2 separate regions of the Mus musculus genome follow, and region 2 is linked to region 1. Evidence: chromatin contacts called from ENCODE Hi-C or POLR2A ChIA-PET data. All regions are on one chromosome and are shown on one strand. The core of a region is the stretch at or near the end of the contact, and the rest is flanking DNA. Distances in the headings are between cores, read along the strand shown. Region 1 has its middle 24 kb from the start of 7530428D23Rik. Region 2 overlaps Gm31813 (a long non-coding RNA gene).

Evidence for each region. Hi-C counts contacts between places; a loop is a spot of excess contacts on that map. ChIA-PET counts read pairs that join two places held with the same protein, here RNA polymerase II (POLR2A).
Region 2: a map of heart shows a loop between it and region 1 (2.7-fold over the local background). The contact joins two enhancer-like sites. A Hi-C loop is called at or near these places in 6 of 37 maps with a recorded cell type or tissue (Patski, heart and left cerebral cortex). POLR2A ChIA-PET finds 5 or more read pairs at or near these places in 1 of 5 experiments (Patski).

The regions. Positions count from the first base shown.
Region 1 is chr3:21,823,255-21,825,804 of GRCm38, reverse strand. No RefSeq gene overlaps it. Among named protein-coding and RNA genes, the nearest start is that of 7530428D23Rik, 24 kb to the right of the region's middle. Within about 2 kb of position 1,269, at least 1 of the 3 ENCODE cell types and tissues checked has a DNase peak (open chromatin) inside an H3K27ac peak, as active enhancers do; it is heart, where a contact is called at or near this core.
Region 2 is chr3:21,933,602-21,936,151 of GRCm38, reverse strand. The region is part of intron 3 of Gm31813 (a long non-coding RNA gene); the gene reads left to right. Among named protein-coding and RNA genes, the nearest start is that of Gm31813, 29 kb to the left of the region's middle. Within about 2 kb of position 1,276, at least 1 of the 3 ENCODE cell types and tissues checked has a DNase peak (open chromatin) inside an H3K27ac peak, as active enhancers do; it is heart, where a contact is called at or near this core.

The DNA.
Region 1 (2,550 bases), core at 20-2,519:
TGGGAACAGGAATGACTAGCTCATAATTTTCGGCCTGGGGATACCTACTTTAGAGAGCATTATCAGCTTCATACGACAGTCTGGTGCCACTAGTACCGAGCACTGTGACTAACTTCAGAGCAGCTGTGGGTAGCTGTTCTTTAGAGTGTTGTACCTAGAGTGGCACAGCAAGACCACAATTGGCAAAAGTGGCCTCCTCTGTCTAGCATTTGATCATGGTGCTTCTCTAAGGGGCATCTGTTAAGTACAGTTGGTAGATCTGGCCTACTTCTCATGTGTTGGGGCTTGGAGCTGTGAGCACTTAGTACTTTGTGAGCACTTAGTTCTTCATGTCATTCAGTTAAACTCTGTCATGCTCTTTGGAGACACTATCCTCATTCATAGGTAACAGATCAGAGTTAAACTTTACCCTCTTACAGCAGAGTAGGTCCAGGATCCAAACTGAAGCTCTTATGCCTGAAACCAGCATGCCAAGGTTTCTCCAAATTCAGTTGATTTAGAATCAACTTTGTATTTTTCTAAAGCAACACACCACCTGTACTCCATCCGGTCAATAATTTTCTGTAAGCTAGTTGCTTTCTTTTCTATTTAAATAAATAGGACTGCATCCGAATCACCAATGGACAGGAAACCAATTTTAATGTGTATATTGGTCCCCACACCATCTAAACTATTGCCACACTGGAGGACATGAATCATGCTCGATGCTTCCTCTTTCAGGTTGGACCAAATGGAGTTTCTGACCCAGCTGTCTATTGGTAGAAATTTTCATATAACATTTAAAGATAAAAGCGTCTATTATCGACTGCTTCTGTATCCTACCCACTGTCCAGGCTCTTTCTGATTATATGGCCTCCACAGAAAACAGACTGGGGGTCTTATAAAGACCAGAGATTCTTCCTGTTTGTGTTTAATGACTTCCATAAAAATTCACATGATTTCATTTTTCTATAGTGTCGCCTTTGTGTTAGGAAGAGCAGGCAACCTCCCAGCTGCTGTTCACATGCAGTCTTGTTCTTCCACCTCTGCTACACGCTGACTAGTCTTTCTTACTTGCTGACACATCTTTGCCTAGGCAATGGCAGCTGGCAGCAGCACCAGCTTCTCCTGAACTAGGCTGTCATCCTGGCACAGGCAGGGCTGCATGGTGATCAAGACCATTGTGGTTGTGTGGCCATGGTGGTAGGACTGGCTCTTCACTCGCAGTGCTCAGAATTTCTATGACGTGATTTGCATGGTCAGTGCTCCAAAGGAAGCCAGGAAGCTTTTAGGACCTCTTCATTTTGTTTTTCCAATGTGACAATTGGCCAGCTTACCAAATATTGTCAGTCATGCAATTGTTCCTGAAACACTTTCCAGTACAGAGTCTCTCAGGGGAAGCTGCTATCGCTTTCTCCTGAGCTGGAAATGATGTTGTGCCTCTTTACGCAGCCGGGTGCAGAGAACTCTGGAAAGCCGCAGACTCACCTCATGAATAAACATTTAGCTGGGAATGAGGAGGCCTTCCCTTTCCTGGTGGCTGTGTGACTGCAGGGAAGGTCTGTGCTTTCTAAGCCTTTGTGTACTGTCTATGACTAGGCTTCCTTAGAGGACTGTCAATCTACACTTCCAGTGTGGAAAAGGGCTGAGGACATGACTGCTGGTAAAGTGCTTGCCATGCTAACAGGAGGACCTGAATTCACATCCACAGGACCATGTAAAGTCAAGGCTGGCAACAGCAAACATCTGTGATGCCAGCACTTAGAAAGACAGAGAGGACCTTCTCTGGCAGCCAGCATAGCCTGTCCCATGAATTCCATGTTCAGTGAGAGACCCAGTCTCAAAAGTATAAGACAGTGGGCAATAGAGCAAGATACCTGATCTCTGGTCTGCACAACAACACATGTCTTTGCACACCTGTGCACACACGCATGTTCATGTGCACACATATGTGTGCACATGCACTCGTCAACTCATTTTGCTATGGTAGTTACTATTATGCATTTGTTTGTAATATAAGCAGAACTGAGCAATGTATTGCGTCTTTAAAACAGTTATTAAATTTGTATTTATCTTTGTCTGTGTGCATGTGTGTGTGGCAGTCAGGGTGGAGCATGTCTCCAGTGTGGAGATCAGAGGACAATTTGTGGGAACCCATTCTCTCCTTCTACTGTGTGAGTCTCAGGGATCAAACTCAGGTCCCTCAGGCTTAATGCCAAGTACCCAGCGAAGTCATCATGCTGGCATGAATTTGGAGCTTTCCCAACCTCCAGGACACCATGAGTCTGGTAAGAATAGGGTCGGCAGCTTCTGAGCAATCCTGTGAGTTAGCTTGCTCGGCTGAGCCAGTCACAATGACGTAGAAGCTCTGTTTTTATTAAGCCACAGAAACTTGTTGGTATGCTGTGGATTTGGTTCATATTCTAAAGCAGAGATGAAAAAGGTAGGAAGGAAAAATAATGTCTAGAATTGTCCCCTGTCCCCACCTTGAAGAACAATTGAGAGAAAACATTGTGGCACAGAAGGGCAGGGCAATACACCAGAAGTAACCACTAAACAATTTGCTCATTA
Region 2 (2,550 bases), core at 27-2,526, 110 kb before region 1:
CCCCACCCCCCCTCTCCTCTGCTCAGTCATTCAGACTTGGAAAGTCAATAACACGCTGACATCATCAGGGGTTTGTGTATTATTACACGGCTACTTTCCAGAATACCTGGCATTATCTAAGAGAGGAGCACTCGATTGCACCAGCAAGGCCCCGAGCGGAGTCTGCAGCCCCGGGGAGGCGCGGCTGCTGCGGCCAGGCCCTTTTTTTCCACAGGGAGTACCTCCAGGGCACCAATTAGGAACAGATGGTGGCTTCTGCTCTAAAAGCAGATGCACTTTAGATATCGATACAGATTCATTTTGGCTTGGGGGATGTACTCAGAAGTCACCCTCAAGTGACCTCCATTTCTTCTGAAAACACACGTGCCCTGACTTTTGGTCCTTAAAGAGCATTTTCAATGATTCTCACACAGGCAAAAAAAAGAAAGGCATGTGCTCTAACCAGAAGCCAAAGCCTGCCTCTTGATGCTTAGGAGTGGGGGTTGGGAGGCGGGTGTTATGCAATCACCATTGCGGGTGATTAGGGCTTTGCTTTGCCTCCAAGGCTGTTTGGTGGTTGAGTTTCTCTTTAAGCTTACTGCAGGGCAAACGCACAGAAAAACATGGCCCAGATTTATGGTGCAAAACTGCTCTCCGAGTAAATTGCCTTAGCATTCTGTTTCGGTTCTGGAGCAGAGAAGAGTAGATGGATTTGGGGTTAATTAAGATCTCTTTATCATAAGTTCCGGGGGTTACTTTGCCTAGAGTGAGGGGTTTATTTATTTATTTAGGTTTCTTTCTTTCTTTTTAAAAGTTTATTCGTTTAAGTAGTTTACTTCTCTCCCCCTTGCTGTGAAGGGTACATGAAAGGAGCTTTGATACTAATTAATTGTATAGATGGCTGCCACTTTGTTTTAGAGAACACATTCACATATTAAAGACAATACATCCAATAACTCACGCAACATGGTGCCTTTTCTGAATAGCCAAACAGGCTATTTATTTACAGACACAGGACTGGTCTCCTTTAAGTTCTCTTCAGTATTTTTAATTGGAAAAAAAATAATGGCAGCCAGCCCTAATTTGGAGAATGACAAGGGGAAGGGCTGGCCCTCCTTCGCCTGATCTCACCCCCCCCCCCCCGCCCCCCCTTGCTCCCGGCAGGGAGCTGCCTGATCTAAAGTCCTTAAGTTTCCCCTGGAGGAAGCAGAGCAGACAGCCTCTCACTAGTAAGGGTTTCTCTTCCTGCAGCCAGTCCTTTCAGAACCTTAGGGCAACTTCCCCCTAAATGCTTTGACAGAGAGCAATCTGAAGCTGCCATTTCTCAAATCCAGCCACAGCTGGGATGCACAAAGCTAGGAGTCAGGGCAAAAAAATCTCCAAGATGGCCCCCTGATAGCCCTCCCTAGAAGTGTCTGAAATGGTGAGACGTGCAGAAAAGTGGAACTTATGGGGTCAGGAAGAAAATGAACCCTCATTTTGGGGCCTAGTTGAAACCTCTAGCCAGCCGAAAGCAAGATTTTTTTTCTTTTTAAAGTTAAAATTTGCTGTGAAAGTTGCTGTCATACAAACAATATTCCTGTGTATGTGTCTGAAGGCCCAACATGTGAAGGTCACAGGGCAACCTCAAGTGTCCTTCTTCACCAGGTGATCCCCAGTTTTTGCTTGAGATGGGGGTTTCTCAGGTTTTTTGTTGTTTTTGTGTATGGGTGTTTCTATGTATGTATGTATGTATGTATGTATGTATGTATGTATGTATGTATGTGCAAGGGTCTATTGTGGTCAGGAGAAGATGTTTGATCGACTGAAGCTGGAGTTTTCAGTGGTTGAAAGCTCCCAGATATAGGTACTAGGGACTCATCTCTGGTCTTCAGCAAATGCAGCAAAGGCACTTGCGTCCTACCTCTAGCTTCTGGTCTGCTCCCTGAAGTAGGCCAGGTTAGATGGCCAGAGGGTCCGCCCACCTGCCTGCTCCTACCTCCCATTTTGCCATCCTGCAGGTTTCATGGTAATGCCTGACTTTCTGTGTAGGTTCTAGGGAATCAAGCTCAGGTCCTCACACTTGTGAGGCAAGTGCTATACTGACCGAGCCCTCTCCCCACCCCAAAGATTCTTTTCACATAGAAATACTTTGCCAAATTAGCAATGAATCATGCTTAAGTCCTAAGCTTACATTATCTTGAGGATGGCTTGATTTTTCTCTACAGAATATTGTTTGGAACGCTTACAAACAAGACTGTTAAAGCTGGTGAGACAGCTCAGTGGGTAGCGACGTGGGGGTGGGGCTTTGCAAGCCTGGAGATCTGAGTTCCATCCCCAGAACCCATGTGGAAGGAGAGAACCAACTCCGGACTTCTTCTTTTACCTATACATGCACAGCCTGGGATGTGAACCTTTATACATATATCGTGGAGATATATGATAATACATTTCTAGAAGTAAAAGATGTTAATTTGGTTTGCAGTGGAAATATCCTTTCTTCTAATATCCCAGTAACTCAGGGTTTATGTTAATCTTATCCATTGTAATCCTGTCATAAGGTGCCCAGGAACCATTCTGGGATCTCATCTA